Regions from separate parts of the Homo sapiens genome. Here region 2 is linked to region 1. Evidence: chromatin loops called from intact Hi-C (ENCODE). Cell type or tissue: PC-9. All regions are shown on one strand. Links, peaks and the distances in the headings refer to the core of each region. The heading gives the core; the rest is flanking DNA. Region 1 has its middle 180 kb from the start of LINC02513. Region 2 holds the start of LOC124900694 (a long non-coding RNA gene).

Region 1 (8,596 bases), core at 2,254-7,253:
CCTGCAAACCCGGGGACTCAGTCCTACTCATCACAGGCTAATTCCCCGGCATGACATAGCCTTCTAGCTCAATTGAGCATGTCCAAAATGTGAGCATGTTAGAGGCTTGTTAAAACACAGATTGCTGGGTCCCACCCCACGGGTTCCATAGGTCTGAGATGGGGCCCCCAAAACATGCATTTCTAACAAGCTCCCAGGTAATTCTGATGCTGCTGGTATGGGAAAAACACACACAAAGCTCCAGAGAGAGCTTTGTAGAATTCCTGCCGCTCTGTTAACACATGCAACACCATTCCTATACACCGGAGCTTCAAACATTCCAGAATACCATATTATTTAAAATCTCAGATGCACAAGTAAGTGTTCGAAGTTAGAGGTAGTGGGAGTGAAGAAATAAGGACAGGTTGAGCCCAGACTGAACAGTAACTTAAGAATAAACCTCTTGAGGACTGGTGGATCCAATAAAGAGGAAGCTGAGAGAGCTTGTTTATAGTCAGGCTTTCTACCTGCTTTCTGAGAGCACCAAAGTTGGTCTGGGCAAAGCCAGTCTTACCCTGCCCTGCCCTGCCCTGCCCGGACCTGCCCAAAGTGTTTTCTCCTTTCTCAGGAGGGAATAGACTTATATCCCAGGCACAGGATAGTGGCTGTATTTGCATTCCCTTCCCAGGAAAAGACAGGAGCATCTCTCCTGCCTGCCCTATGGACCCGTTAGCATCTCCTCCATCAAGTTCCCATTTGGACCCTAGGAGTTCAATATCAACAGCTGAAAGGAAGGTATCCTGAATCTCATATGCAGTCACAGTTCTGGAAAGTCTGGAGGTCAGGAGCTACAAAGTGGATGAGGGACCTGACTCTTGTCTTATCCAAATGACTTTACCCATGTCATTCTCTCTAAATGGATATCCCTTTCTCCTGGGTCTCTTGGTGAACTCCTAGCCTTCTTTCAAATCTCCACTCAGGCATTTCGTCTCTGGGAAGCAATCCTCAGCATCTTGGGTAGACTCCGCAGATCTCCTCTGTGCTTTTGCTCGAGGACATCCACACTTCAGTACTGTGTGAGTCTAAGAGACAGGACCAACGTTCTTAACTTGTGAGTATCCCTAGCCTGTCTCCTCTCTCCTCACCATCGAAAGAGGCCTTTTCCCATTGGTTTTTGCCACTCTCCCTGGGGATAAAGATTTCCCTTGCAGAATTATTCTTTTCTGTAATATAGCATCAAAAGTTAGGGAGAGAAAAATGAAGAGGCAGAAGGAAAGGAGGATATTTAGTAGAGATGAAAGGCATGTGGACTCGGGCTAGAAAGATTTCTTTTCTCTCTACAAGGGTAAAGGGAAAAGTGCACAGGCCAGGGCAGTTTTCTGCAGCGTTTTGAGGAAAGAGTGCCAGGGCAGACTCAGGGTGTGAGGAAGTGGATAGAAAATGGAAGGAGGCTGAATTAAGGGTAGCCTGTGTAGATTCCATTTACAGAGTTTGAAAATACAAGGTTGGGCACAGTGGCTCACGCCTGTAATCCCAGCACTTCAGGAGCCCAAGGTGGGCGGATCATGAGGTCAGGAGATCGAGACCATTCTGGCCAACATGGTGAAACCCTGTCTCTACTAAAATACACAAAAAAATAAGCGGGGCATAGTGGTGCGCACCTGTAGTCCCAGCTGCTCGGGAGGCTGAGGCAGGAGAATGGCGTGAACCCAGGAGGCGGAGGTTGCAGTGAGCCGAGATTGCGCCACTGCACTCCAGCAGCCTGGTGACAGAGCAATACTCTGTCAAAAAAAGAAGAAGAAGAAGGAGAAGGAGAAAGAGCAAAGAACTTAAGTTTTTCTGAAATATCTTTCACTCCCTCTTTCTTTGACTGCTCTGGGACTATATGTTTTTGTTGGGTTACATTTTAGTCCTTCTCTAAAGTCCTTTGATTTTGCCCTTCTCAGTGTTGGGCACAGAGGCTGGCCCATGATATTATATAAGGTTGATGTAAAAGTAAATGCAAAATCGAGTAATGGCAAAAACCACAATTAACGTTTGCACCAACCTAACAGATGTGCAGACTGGGTTAGCCTCTCTCCTCCCTTCTTTCCTCTGTCAGTCTTGAGAAGCCCATCGTGCTGAAAGGGCGACAGCATGGATCAGGGGCTGACAGGACAACTGGAGGGAGAGAGGCCAATAAAACATCCCCCTAAGCCTCCCTGGACCGAATACCAGCCACATAGTGCTGATCTTGGCTGGAAGCCCACCATTTACCAACCCCCTACGGGCCTCTGGGGTATGGCTAATTAAAGACATGGTTACTCATTTCATTCCCAAGTCACTATTTAAGGAAGCAGAATCATGCCATTCCTACAAGGCCTCTGACCCTACACTAGAGGCAAACAATGCTAAGGCTTGTCCAAGTGGCTGTAAGTACAAGGCTATCCAAAGAGCACGGGAGGGGGCAGAGGAGGGGAGACCACAGGCCCCACAGCTGGGCCAGCTGCTGGACTGTCCCTTCTTCAATGTCCTCCTCTCTCCCTTTCCCCAAGGGGCCAGGATCTAGTGACAACCCCTCTATAACCAACCCCCCTGCCAGGGCAACTCCTGTGTTTTCTGGGCATACTCAGAGTCACACAGCTGACTCAGAAAAAAGCACCAAAACGATCTCCTTTTGAATTTCAACTAGCAGCAATTTGGAGCGTTTGGGATTTTTCAGTTATTCTTTAAGAAGTAAAGAAAAACATGGCTTTTAATCAACTAACTCTTGTTGAGATCTGCTCTATGCCAGGCCTGGTGCTAAGATGAGGAAGAACAATGTATGAAATGTAATTCCTGCCCTCAAAGAGTATCTAGTCTTATAGATGAAATAGACACATAAACAAATAAATTACACCAATGCGGAATAAGCATAAACGCAGATATGTACTAAGCACAGTACAGAGTAGGTGGTGATAACCTCTCACTGACAGGAGAAGAAAGGTATGCTAGAAATCTAAGGCGGGCTTTGAGGGGCAAATGGGAGTTCATCAGGTAACCAAGTGAGGGAAGAACATCCCCAGCAGAGAAAAATCCTATGCGAATTCATTTAGATCACAGAGAAATAGGTTGAACCTACTAGTTCCAGTGGGTCTCAAGCTTTTTTAACAAACAACTCTTAATACAAGATAAATGGGGAATGGGGATGCCTGTTCTGAAACATCCAGTGCAAGCATAAAATGTCTTAGACTGGCCAGGTGTGTTGGCTCATGATTATAATCCCAGCACTTTGGGAGCCCAAGGCAAGAGGATTGCTTGAGGCCACGAGTTTGCAGCTGCAGTGAGCTATGGATTCCACCACTGCACTTCAGCCTGGGTGATGGAACAAGAACCTGTATCTAAAAGTAAAAATAAAAATAATTGATTTTCATTTTTAATTATGCAAGTTATGCATCATGGTTTACAATATTCTCATGTATTATGATATTAAAATAAGGTTGTGCATTTCTAGTCAGTAAGTTTACTTGACTTTCCAAATGTACATTGTCAAATAAAATTGATACTCCACGGAAGAAGCAGCTCCATGTTGACCCCTTGGCTTCACATTTGCCTGACTCATCCCTGGGGTCAGAGAAAGTCAGTTTACACTGCAGCCTGAGAACTAAAAAGCCTCTAAAAGGGGTTGGAGAGCCAGGCTCAGTGACTCACGCCTGTAGTTCCAGTGACTCAGAAGGCTGAGGTAGGAGGATTGCTTGAGCCCAGGAGGTCGAGGCTGCAGTGAGCAGTATCTTGCCACTGCACTCCAGCCTGGGTGTCAGAGCAAGACTCTGGCTCAAAAAAAAAGAGGGGTGGTGACCAGAGACCAGAGCTTTGTCTCTGAATGTTCAAGTGACTTTTCACACTCATATTTAGGACTGTTGACCAGGTGTGACCACAGTCCCAGTATTTCCACTCCTCTGGAGGTTGAAAGTTTTTCCCCATTCCTGTTAGCCCTCTCTGACTACCACGCTGGTTGACTTGAGGAAGATGCCACCTGTGGGGTCAGGGAAGCCAATCAGGCAATGAAAGAGTGGGCAAGGGGAATCTCTCCCACAAAACCAGCATCCAGGGGCCTTCCAAGCTAAGTGTGCAACTGATAGCCAATCAGATGTAGGGCACCACTGGAGGTTTTAAAAAACCACCTCAAATGAGAGGTCATTGATTCTCCAATCCCAATGCTAGGTTACACCCCAGACCAATTAAGTCAAAACTCAGGGAGTGGCATCCAGGCTTAGAATGTATTAAACCTCCCTGGTGATTCCAATGTGCCAACAAATTTGTGAGTCAGTGAGCGAGGTCACTGTGGTTCTCAACCTGGCTGCACGGGAGAGTCACCTGAGGAGGTTTTTATACCTATGGTGGGGGAGCCACGCCCCAGCCCCATAGATCAGAATCTTCCGGGTTTGCGGCTGGGCAGCAGAATGGCCCTTAGACCCGGGAAGGGAGCCAGCCTATCCTGGCCTGTGCCCTGGGGCACCTTCCTTGAAATTTTCCAGGTTGCACATCCGTGCCTACACCTGCAGGAACTGTCAGAATCGTCCCCGGGGGCACCCTGAGCAAGGATCAGGATGCAGGTACCCACAGAGCTTGGTGACTCGTGCCTTTGCAATCGTCACGACTAGGAGGGTGGCCTGGGCCACTCCCACTGCCCAGAGCAATGTTTCTTGCATGAGAGGTGAGGCCACCAGTGGTGCTGATTTGGGGCAATTCACTCACATGGCGTATAGGGCATGTTCAGGGCCCTGGCTACAGACCATCCACCGCAGACCCCACTTGAGTCACATGTGTGGGTTGTGCATGGCTCTCGCCCTCCATGCTGGGATCCTCCTAAGGTCCTCCACACTGAGCAGTAGGGGCTGCGACATTAGCTGTGCACGCCTGATTGCGGCCACCCAGGCCAGCCACCCACACCTGCTGCAGGCTCCACAGTCTTCCCAGGGTGGCTGTCCAGTCCATTGCTCCTAAAGGCAAACAGACCCTGCGGGTCATTGTCCTCTCATCTCCCACAGATGCAGTGATGTCCCGCAGTCGCTGTCGGTCTCAGGCCGTGCCTGATGAGGGTAGACAGTTGCAGGAAGAGGCCTGCTCTTCTCACTCTTTCCACAAGCCACTACCCTACAGGCTGGTGGCACTGCCTGGCAGGCAGGAATGCAGTCCCTATGGAAATATACCACATTTCAGGAAGGTAGTAATTACTGCCTGGTGGATTCAGAACATGGTTGGAAGGTATCTGTATTAGTCTGTTCTCATGCTGCTAATAAAGACATACCCGAGACTGGGTAGTTTATAAAGGAAAGAGATTTAATGGACTTGCAGTTCCACGTGGTTGGAGAGGCCTCACAATCATGGTGGAAGGCAAGGAGGAGCAAGTCAAGTCTTATATGGATGGCGGCAGGCAAAGAGAGCTTGTGCAGGAAAACTCCCCTTTATAAAACCATCAGATCTCATGAAACTTATTCACTATCATGAGAATAGCATGGGAAAGACCCGCCCCCATGATTCAATTATCTCCCACAGGGTCCCTCCCACAACACATGGGAATTACGGGAGCTACAATTCAAGATGAGATTTGGGTGGGGACACAGCCAAACCATAACAGTATCCTACGTTTGTGCTAGAAAACTTTAAAGAGTAAGTTTCACATCACCAAAAAAGAATTATCCTTCACACTTTCTTGCATACTGGGAAAGACTTGCATTTTCTGTTCACCAAGGGGAAAGCACCTTTAACAGACCATTGAGAGCTGATAATCACATCGAACACACCAGATGAGACAGTTGACCCTTAACAATGAAACAACCCTCAAATTAACAGTATTGAGGCAAAGCAGAAACAAAATCTATTCTTTCAATACAAACTGTTCTGAAGAGCCCTGGCATTGTAATAACAGTGTTGCTATCTTTCTCTTACAGTAGGAGATATGAAATTAATCAGGAATGGTACATTTGATGATAAAGAACAGGAAGAGATTCTGTCTAAACCCCGCGAAGAATCTCTATGTGCACTAACTGGACAATACATAAATCATAAGTAACTCTCTTCTACCCATTCTAATTTTTCTTCAATGCATCACTGTACCTCATATGGGCCCATAAATTTTGTCATGCATTTTCTAGTCAGCTTATTTTTATAGATAAGTGCCCCAGCAAACAATGTGTACCGAGGACCCTGCACATGCTAGGGAAAATCCCACTGGGCATCTTGGGTATTTCTTTCAAAATCTTCCAGGTGATTTCCATTTTGTACCCAGGGTTGTGAGTCCCTATGCCAGAAGCGAGAAGGTGGATGTCCACATGTCAACCAGCTGGTTTCAGCCAGCGACAGAGAAGGGCTACAGGGAGTGTTACAGGTGGGACTGTATCCCCCTAACATTCATATGTTGAAGTCCTAACCCCCAGTAGCTCAGACGGTGACCTTATTTGGAAATAGGGTCATTGCAGATGTACAGATGCTCCTCAACTTACAATGAGGTTATGACCTGATAATCCCATCATAGGTTGAAAATGCTGTTAAGTCAAAAATGCATTTAATATACCTAATCTACTGGATGCCATAGTTTAGTCTACCTTAAACATTCTCAGAACACTTACATTAGTCTACACTGGAGCAAAATCACCTAACACAAAACCTATTTTATAATAATGTGTTGAATATCTCACGTGATTTATTGAATACTGAACCGAATGCATGTCACTTCCATACAATCATAAAGCAGAAATATTGTAAGTGGAACCGTCATTAGGTGGGGGACTGTCTGTAATTCGTTTCAAGATGGGATCATACTGGAGTAGGGTGGCTTCTAATCCAATACGAATGGTGGTGTTCTTATAAAAAGGAAGAAATATGCACATGCAGACATGCACACAGGGAGAATGCCAGGTGAACATGAAGGCAGAGATCAGGGTGATGTGTCTACAAGCCAAGGACTGCCAAAGATGGCAGCAAATCATCGGAAGCTAGGAAAAAGGCCCCGAACAGGTCCTTCCTTCACCACTCTCAGAAGGAACCAACCCCTCTGCTACCTTGGTCTCTGACCTCCTGGCCTCCAGAATGGAGACAGTACATTTCTGTTGTTAAGTCACCCAGTTTGCTGTACTTCGTTTCATCAGCGCTAGCAAACTAATGCAGTGAGGCCCCTCAAAGGCGCCCAATGGAAGTTCAATACACAAAGATTAAAAATGAGTTTTAAAAATAAATGAACAGAAAGTTTCCAGGTGGCAAAAGAATTGGAAAGCATTGGAAATTATTTTCTTGAGTTGCTCTTTTTTAATGCACTTAACACTGCTGCAGGAAGCATCATCCGTCTCCCCAGTGAACATCCTCAATCTGCTGATTGCTAGTGAGAAAATAACTGGTTCGATTTATGTTAAGTTCCTTGAATCCTTTCACTCCTTTGCTCATTTCAACCTGTCAGGCCAAGGAGAGATAATTGCATTAAATCACCTGGCAATTTAAATGTTCCTCTTTGTAGTGTCAAAGGAGTCTTTCTCTTTAATCAATGAAAAACCTGAGGTCTCCCTGGCGAATAGTAAAGCCTTACAATTAAGAGCCCACAGGGAGCTGGATTGAACAGGAGAGATTCTGGGTGCAAAGAGAAGCTTCTCATGGATCCTAATCAGGCTCCCTGCTGGAGGAACCCAGAGATGCCCCATGGGTACCGGACAACAGTGGCCTGTGTGTCTCCCACTGGACACTAAGTCCCTTGAGGGGGAGGACTCTGCCCCTCCCATCTTACCACAGGGCCCTGTTTTCATGATTGTTTAACTGAATCCTCCTCCCTAACCCCCTCTTGGACCCAGAGATTGTGCTTCCTTGCCTGATTACTGTATAAGAGGCGGAAACAAACATCTTAATCAGACATTCATGGCACACAAGCCAGTTAAAAAGGGTCACACAAACCAGTTAAAAAGATGACAAATAGAAATTTAGTTAAGGTCGGTAAAAGGAAATGGGGTTTGAACCTAGAAATAAATTTTTCTTTTTTCTTTCTTTCTCTTTTATTTTCATTTTTATATTTTTGAGATGGGGTATTGCTGTCGCCGAGGCTGGAGTGCAGTAGTGTGATCATAGCTCACTGTAACTTTGACCACTCGGGCTCAAGTGTTCCTCCTGCCTCAGCCTCCCAAATAGCTGGGACCACAGGACACACCACCAAAACTGCCTAATTTTTTTATTTTTATTTTTTGTGGAGACAGGTCTCACTATGTTGTCCAGGCAGGTCTTGAATTCCTGGCCTCAAGTGACACTCCCACCTCGGCCTCCCAAACTGCTGAGATTACAAACATGAGCCACCATGCTCAGACTAAATTTTTCTTTTTGAGAATGTAAATAGAGTTGAGAAATTCTTTGGCTCTTTTGACCTATGGAAATAATTTTCTGATTGAAGAGCCTGAGACTCACCCATCTTCTTGTGTAATACTTTAGTGGATCTAGAGAGCTTTAGGTAAGTCCCTTTTAAAATAAATGCCAAAAAAAAAAAATTAGTATTTTCCATCCTGGCAGTTCTTTTCAAGTCCGCTCCTACTCCAAGGACTTTTCAGTGGATGGATTTGGAGGGGAAAAAACATACTGCAACCTGAAATTGATTGATCGGTCCCAGGCCAGTTGCATTTTCTAG
Region 2 (8,596 bases), core at 1,634-6,633, 88 kb before region 1:
GGCTGCAGGCACGGCTGGGTCTCTCCCGCTCTATTTCTTTGGGATTCTGTGCAGTGTCATGCGGGGTAAGCTGCAGCTGCATACCATTTTTTTTTTTTTTCCTCTCCGAATAAAGCTCAGGTCTTTTTTTCTCTGAGTGGCTTAGCTGAGTCCCTTGGAACTGGTTTCCTATTGACTCGGGCTCTTGACTCTGCCAGCCTGGGAGAAATCAGGTCAGTTTAATCACTGCTGATGTCATAAAACCAGCTTACTTAATGGAAGCCTTAATAGAGGGTGGGGTAGGGAAGGGAGCTGAGATCACCCTGGAGGAGAACTCCAAGGGTGGGCGGCTAATGAGGGTTGGAGAAAGGTGGACCCATGGGCGGTGGCTGCCCACGGCCTTTGAAGTTTCATTTGCAGTGTTTTATGAGCCCATGCTGGAGTAAATTGTACCTGCAGGCTGCTGCACTTTGCCCTCCCCAGCAAAAGGAGGTGGAATTCACACTAGTAATGTCTGGCTGGAGGTGAGAGCTTGGGATCCAGAAAGCAAGGAAGCCATAGAGTTTAGCTGGCCCTGACCCTGCAGTGGGAGCTCAGTGTCCCCCTGCTCAGCCTCGCAGGGGTCTCTGTGGGGCTCCCTCTGTGGCCAAGCCACCTTCTCTGGGGGGTTCGCTCAGGCTTTGAAGTGCTTGAGGTCCTAAGATGAGGAGGAAAGAGGAGTGATCAGGGGATAAGTATTTCATATTTCAGATAATGGCACTGATTCTGTACAAACTCAGAATGGAGGTGCAGGTAATCTGTTGAGGAGTTGTTTGCTTTTGTGATTTCAAGCAGTTGTGTTCAAACACCTGTGCATAAACCACTGGCCTCAGAATGGAGGCGCCCAATAGACTTGTAGATTCCTGGTTCTGCAGGCCCGGGGTGGAGTCCACCCTTTGTTGACAGGCGCCCAGGTGAGGCTGACGACCCATCCGATTTTGAAAGCCCTCACCTAGACCCGTAAATGCAGAGGGACTCTGAGGAGGTGGTGGTCTCTGATGAGTAGGCATCCATGGCTTGCTATGCACGTGCCCCTGACAGCCAATAACATCACCCGGTGGGAGCTTGTTAGAAATGAAGAATGCCAGGCCTTCTGAAGCGGAACCTACATTCTTTTTTTTTTTTTTTTTTTTTTTTGAGACAGAGTCTCGCTCTGTCGCCCAGGCTGGAGTGCAGTGGCGCGATCTCTGCTCACTGCAAGCTCCGCCTCCCGGGTTCACGCCATTCTCCTGCCTCAGCCTCCCAAATAGCTGGGACTACAGGCGCCTGCCACCACACCTGGCTAATTTTTTTGTATTTTTAGTAGAGACGGGGTTTCACCATGTTAGCCAGGATGGTCTCAATCTCCTGACCTCGTGATCTGCCCGCCTCGGCCTCCCAAAGTGCTGGGATTACAGGTGTGAGCCACCGTGCCCAGCCTCGGAACCTACATTCTAATCAGCTTTGCAGGTGATTTGTATGCACATCACAGCCCGAGACCCACTGGTTTAGACTCCATGTCATTGAAACCGCTATTACCTGTTAGCTTCCTTGTTGGAGAAGGCCAAGTTGGCCTCCGTGGATGGTGGGTCTTTGGACTATTAATAGCTTTCTGATTCAGCAGTGGAGAGGTCTGGTTGCCAGGAACAAGGCTGCTGCGGGCATTGGCTTTTGTAGCTTGAAGTTGGATATTTGCCTGGATCGAAACACATTAACCAATCAGATACAGTGTATCTGTTTCCTGTTGCTGCTGTAACAAATGAATACATTACCACACATAGTAGATTAAAATAACACATTTATTATCTTACAGTTTCAGAGGTCAGAAGTCCAAAATGGATTTCACTGGGATAAAATCAAGGTGTTGGCAGCTCTCTCTCTCTGTAGGCTCTAGGGGAGAATTCATTTCCTTGCCTTTCCCAACTTCTAGAGGCTGTCTCCATTCCTGGGCTCGTGGCCCCTACTTCCATCTTCAAGGCCACCAGTGTAAGCATCCTCACACATTCTCTAACTGACTTTCCTCCCTACCTCTTTCCTTGATAAAGACCTTGAGATTTTGTTGGCCCCCCTTAGAGAACCCAAGATAATCTGCCCATCTCAAGATCTTTAATTTCATCACATCTGCAAAGACGCTTTTACCATGTAAGGGAACACCTTCACGGTTCTGGGGATTAGGATTTGGACCTTTTGGGGATGCCATTTTCTGCCTACCACAATCATATAAAACAGCCTAAATGAAGCCAATCAGCCATGTGCCTGGCACTTACGTAGCTAATAAATGTCAACCTGCCTGCTCTCAGGCCTGGCCCAATTCATGGATTCCAGAACTTTGGCCACAGTCCCCTTCTGCTACTGTAGCAGAGTTTTTGGTTCAGTATGTGTGAGGTGGGGCCTGAAGCTTTGCATTACTAACAAGTTGCCAGGTGATCCTGGTATCACTGGTTCCAGGATAATAGTTTGAGAACTACTGGCCTAGTGAACAGGGAGAGGGTTTCAAAACCAGGCAGACCAGGGTTTGAAATCTGCTCTACTGTTTGAGAAATTAAACACCTTGGGACTCATTTTCTCATTTGCAAAGGGTTCTCATAAAGTTTAAATGATTCAGAATGGAGCATCGTAGCTTGTACAGAATAGAAGTTTAATCACCAATTATTGAGCCATATGTTACAGATTTTTTTTCTCTTTATCGCAGTCATAAGATTTTCGTGTTATTGTATGACATAGGCCTTGCAGTGACACAGAGCTCCTGCTCTAGGTTGAATTGTACCGCCCCCCCACCACCTCTAAAGTTCGTATGTTGAACTTCTAACCCCTGGTACCTCAGAATGTGAGGTTGCAACAGGATCGTTGCAAGTGTAATTAGTTAAAATAAAGTGTTTGGGGTAGGCTCTAATCCAACGTGACTGAGTCCTTAATAAAGGGGAAAATTTGGATGCAGAGACAAACAGAGGGAAGACAATGGAAACAAACAAAGACAACATCATCTGTAAACGAAGGAACTACCAGAGCCAGGAGAAGGGCCTGGAGCAGATCCTTTCCTAGCACTATCAGAGGGAGTATGGCCGGCCCACATCTTGATTTTTGGATTTTGGCCTCCAGAACTGTGAGATAATAAATTTCTTTTTTTTTTTTTTCTTTTTTGAGACAGAGTCTCGCTCTGTCACCCGGGCTGGAGTGCAATGGCGCAATCTTGGCTCACTGCAACCTCCGCCTCCCAGGTTCAAGCGATTCTCCGGCCTCAGCCTCCTGAGTAGCTGGGAATTACAGGCATGCACCACCACGCCCGGCTAATTTTTGTATTTTTAGTAGAGACGGGGTTTTACCATGTTGGCCAGGCTGGTCTCAAATTCCTGACCTCAGGTGATCTGCCTGCCTCGGCCTCCCAAAGTGCTGGGATTACAGGTGTGAGCCACAGCGCCCAGCTGAGATGATAAGTTCCTTTTGTGTAGGTCAGTCTGTTTGTGGTACTTTGTTACACCAGCCCTAGGAAATTTATATAGCCCTGATCAAAGGAATTTCTTTGTTTCTTCATTACTTACTAGAACACCCTAGATGATGAATCCAGTGAGGGTCAACAGCAGAGAGGAGCTGCCCAGCAGAGAGGAGCTGCCCACCACACCCTCCACCCCATCTTCCTGAGCCTTCTGTGGAAGCACTGGTTTGCTAGCCTCTGAAGGGCCATGGGCCCAGCACCAGGTGCCCTCAGCTCTGAGGCCAGGCCGTTACCTGCATTCAAGATGGACACTGGCTAGAGAAAGCATGTCCACAGGGCTGGTCAGTAGGAAAGGGGTTGTGTTTCTGGAAGGGTGCATCTAACCCAGGGGTTGGTGAGCATTTTCCTAACCCAGGGCCAGGTAGTAAACATTTTTGGCTTTGCCAGTCATGCAGTCTCTGTCACAGCCACTGCACTCTACTACTTTAGCACAAAAGCAGCCATAGGCAATACATTTAAAAAGACGAGCGTGACTGCGTTCCAATAAAATTTTATTTATAAAAAACAGACAGCAGGCTGGATTTGACCTGTGTGTTGTAGTTTGCTAACCTTGCTGAGTAACATCCCCTGACCCTCACTGGTGGGGCCTGTGTTTTTGCTTTCACATTTATTTCACTTGGCATTCAGGGTAGCCACCATACACCCCATGCAAATGACAATCCATATTGGTCCAGACTTAGTTCCAGATGAAACTCATTACCAGATAGTTCCCAGGCTCAGGGATATCAAATGGGATCCAGCAGACAGCCACTTCCCACTGATAAGCAAGGATTCCAGGTCTGAAGGGCAAATGACGAAAGGGAACCTTCAGTCTGCAGAGAAAAGTCAGAATCCTTGGCTCCCAATCAGCAGGTCTTGCAGCATCTCAGCCCTCACACAAATCCCTGGGTCTCCATGATTGGGTGAGTCACTAATGGGTTAACAGCTGAGCTCCATCCTGAAGTTTGGCTCCAGTGCACCTTTAGAATAACAACCTGGGTCTGGATTAACATTCAAGAAAACAACCCCTCAGGAAAGTGTTCTGTAATAAAAGGATCCTATTTCCTCTCTGCCAGCTCCCACCTTTTTCTTTCAAGTCAAGTCTGAAGCAAGCTCAGAAACCTGTCAAGCTATGAATGATGAGTCAGACATTTAACCAAACAAATTTGCTCTCCTGGTGCCACTTGACACCTGCATGAGCCTGCAGTGGTGAAGGTGGGGTTTGTGAAGAGGCAGCAGCCTCCATGGATGAGGTCTTGCACAAACGCTCATCTACATTAAGGAAGTAGCGTGGCCAGCCACAGCTTCAGCCCAGGTCTGCGCACCGTGTTCTTTAAATCTTTGACCTGAACTATGTCATTGCTGAAATTCCTTAAAGCAACTACTTACATCTATAAAATGTTCATTGCCACCAGCCAGATGCTTAGACAAAGGGAAGCCCTGGTCCTTGTGTCTTGAGAGGTCTGAGACACTTGAGGCCTAACGGAAGATTTACTCTACTTCTCCCACGCCTCTTGCCAGCTAGGAGTTGTCCTCAAATATTAAAGCTGGGAGTAAAGGGAAGGGGTTCTTTTACTGTATTATATTACACCATATTACATCAAATCCTCATCTCGACTCCATGAGGTAGGGATTATTCTTTCAATTTTACAGATGAGGAAACTGAGGCTCAGAAAGATGACGATTCTCTAATGACACAAAGCTAGTCTATCAATCTGTTCTCACACTGTTATAAAGATATACCTGAGACTGAGTAATTTATGGAGAAAAGAGATTTAGTTGACTCACAGTTCTGCGGGCTAGACAGGAGGCATGGCTGGGGAGACCTCAGGAAACTTACAATCATGGTGGAAGGCAAAGGGGAAGTAGGTACAATCTTCACACAGTAAGGAAGGAGAGAGAGAGAGAGAGAGACAGCAAAGCAGGGAAGTGCTACACACTTTCAAACAACCAGATCTCATGAGAACTCTGTCACAAGAACAGCAAGGAGAATGTTCACCCCCATGATTCAATCACCTTCCACCAGGTCCTTCTCTCAACATTGGGGATTACAATTCAACGTGAGATTTAGGTGGGGACACAGAGCCAAACCATATCAGCTAGAAAGTAGCAGAGACGGGGTAGAATCCACTCCCCTGTCTCCCAGGGCACTGCTGCCTCTGCTCTGCCAGCTGGAGAGTCCTTCTACTCTGATCCGGATCACTCCATGAGGAGCTAGAAGAGAAGGTGGAGACGGTATGAATATTGGGGTATAACCTGGAGTAGCTCCAGAGTAATTGTAATTTGATTCAAATCAAATCCAGATACTGATACTGCCTTCCCAGAAATATGGTCTACCAGACTGGGCCATGAGCAAAATGGAATCCTTATACCCACGTTAGGCAACCAGGTTGAATTTGTTGAGGTTGAATTTGTTGAGCTATGCATTGCATGGATTCACCTCATAGGCACTTCAGGCAAGTGAGGCTCCAAGTGCATACTTCCTATAATTTTATTAATACTCATGATTGCCCCTAGGGATTTATGCCCAGATGGAAATGGAGGGCAGCCTATTTACACTGAGTGAAATTCTGTCATATGGGAAAAAGAGGATAAAAGAATGAAGGCCTGGTGCAGTGGCTCACGCCTGTAATCCCAACACTTTGGAAGCCCGAGACGGGAGAATTGCTTGGGCCTAAGGAGTTCAAGATCAACCTGGGCAATGTAGTGAGGCCTTGTCTTCTTGAAAAATAAAAAAATTAGCCAGGCATGATGGCATGTGCACCTGTAGTCCCAGCTACTCAGGAAGCAGAGGTAGGAGGATAACCTGAGCGCAGGAGGTCAAGGCTGTGGTAAGCCAAGATAGCACAACTGCACTCCAGCCTGGGTGACAGACTGAGGCCCCTATCTCAAAAATAAATAAATAAATAAAAAATAAAAGACTGGAAACCTTCCAGTACATACTAGGAGCTTATAAAAGTTCATATTCTTTGACTTGAAGTTGTAGATTGCTTTCAAACTGGCCCTGCATCTCTGCCCCTCCCTGTGTTAGGATGTCATTTATATAGCTCCTCTTATCAAAGGATGGAGTCTAGTTCCCCACTCCTTGAATCTGGGCTGGCCTTGTGACTGACTTAGACAATAGAATGCACCAGAAATGAGGATGTGCCAATTTTAAGCCTTGCACACTTCTGCTTGCTCTCTTGGAACCCTGTCCAACTCTAATGTGACAAGCCAGTGCCAGCCTGCTGAAGGATGAGACCACATGAAGCAGAGACAAGCTGTCCTAGCTGCCTCCAGCTTAAACAAGCTAGCCCCTGCCCCATCTAGCCCCTAACTACAAATGCATGGTTCAGCCCTGTCTAGATTGTAAGAACCATCTAGATGAAGCCAACCTAAATTACTGACCCCAGAACTGTGAGGTAAACAATTGTGGTTATTTTAAGTCAGTAAGTTTTGGCCTAGTTTGTTTTGCAAAAGCTGTGTGATGTACTCAGTAACTTTTTAGATAGAAACCCATTCTAGTGATATAGTCAGAAGTTCAAGCAGAATGTGTATATATTTAAAACTCATCTCAGTGTTGATTATGAGCAAATACAATTTCTGTAAAAACCTAAATAACTTATAATAAGGGATTGGCAAAATAAATCTTGTATCCGTATAATGCAATTGTGTAATGTAGCCAGTTAAATGCACAGAAATGGAGTAATTTATACTGCCACACATTGCATACACTGCAGAGGACTCTAAGTATAAAAAGAAATGGGGGAGGTCTCAATAGCCTGCAGTGATCTCCAGGTTGCTGGGTTTTAAAAAAAAGGTTTATAAAGTTTGCATAGCTGAGTTAGAGAGAGAGAAGAATGAATAGCTGGAACACAGAGGATTTTTAGGGCAGTGAAACTATTCTGTACGATACTATAGTGGTAGATACATGTAATTTTACCTTTGTCCAGACCCATAGAATGTACAACACCAAGAGTGAACCCTAACGTAAACTATAGATTTTGGATGATAATGATGTGTCAATGTTGGTTCATCCATTGTAGCAAATGGTCCACTCTGGTAGGGGATGTTCATCCTAAGAGATATGCATGTGTGGGGGTAGAGGGCATATGGGAACTCTCTCGTAAACCTAAAACTGCTCTAAAAAATAAAGTCTATTTTTAAAAAAAGTTTGCATAACTTATCTGGAAAAGGGGAATATAGCAAATATATATTTGCTTATGTTTTAAAATGGAAGGGAAGAACAAAACTATTTTTAAATGGAAGGGGAAAGAATAGGGTAAAAAAAATACAGAAATGGAAGCTAGACTTTTCTAAATGCACCGTGGTTTATAGATTTGAGTTAGGGACTATGTAAATATTTTATGCAATTTTGAAATTAAAATGTTTTAAATTCCTAAAGATAAAAACCAAAATGAAATAGAAGAATTTGACACTGTATGGAATTGGTGGCATAACCACATAGGAGCTATTTCTTTTTTTTTTTTTTTTGAGATGAATCTCACTTTGCTGCCCAGGCTGAAGTGCAGTGGTGCGATCTCGACTCACTGCAACCTCTGCCTCCTGTGTTCAAGCGATTCTCCTGCCTCAGCCTCCAGAGTAGCTAGAACCACAGGCATGTGCCACCACACCTGGCTAATTTTTGTATTTTTTGTAGAAACGGGGTTTCACCATGTTGGCCAGGCTAGTCTAGAACTCCTGACCTCAAGTGATGCACCCGCCTCAGCCTCCCAAAGTGCTGGGATTACAGGTATGAGCCACTGAGCCTGGCCAAGAGCTATTTCAAATGACTTTAAAATACAGTACATGTGCTAGGCTGTTCTTGCATTACTATAAAGAAATACCTGAGACTGGATAATTTATTTTAAAAAAAAAGAGGTTTAATCTGCTCATGATTCTGCAAACTGTACAGTCATGGCACTGGCATCTGCTCGGCTTCTGGGGAGGCAGCAGGGAATTTTTTTTTTTGAGACTGAGTCTCTCTCTGTAGCCCAGGCTGGAGTGCAGTGGCGCCATGTCGGCTCACTGCAAGCTCCACCTCCTGGGTTCCCGCCATTTTCCTGCCTCAGCCTCCCAAGTAGCTGGGACTATAGGAGCCCACCACCGCGCCCGGCTAATTTTTTTTGTATTTTGTAGTAGAGACGG

What was found. A loop is a pair of places that touch in the nucleus more often than their neighbours do. Peaks named below come from ENCODE experiments on the same cell type or tissue, not always from the same donor. Only the 100,000 strongest peaks of a DNase experiment are listed, where the experiment ranks them.
Region 2: a loop joins it to region 1, with 9 times the contacts of the local background. A loop is called at or near these places in 2 of 110 quality-filtered maps.

What each region holds. Positions count from the first base shown.
Region 1 is chr4:38,184,683-38,193,278 of GRCh38, reverse strand. No RefSeq gene overlaps it. Among named protein-coding and RNA genes, the nearest start is that of LINC02513, 180 kb to the left of the region's middle. RefSeq lists enhancers at 3,553-3,722, 5,895-6,064. In PC-9, for the core only: no CTCF peak of the experiment used is centred there; DNase peaks (open chromatin) are centred at 3,638 and 4,478; H3K27ac peaks cover 3,318 bases.
Region 2 is chr4:38,271,578-38,280,173 of GRCh38, reverse strand. LOC124900694 (a long non-coding RNA gene) reads left to right here and starts at 298. Exons shown (of 2, transcript XR_007058100.1): 1 at 298-503; 2 at 3,540-3,997. It overlaps LOC105374409 (a long non-coding RNA gene), which reads right to left and starts at 192. Exons shown (of 2, transcript NR_188373.1): 1 at 85-192. RefSeq lists an enhancer at 999-1,168. In PC-9, for the core only: no CTCF peak of the experiment used is centred there; a DNase peak (open chromatin) is centred at 4,643; H3K27ac peaks cover 2,442 bases.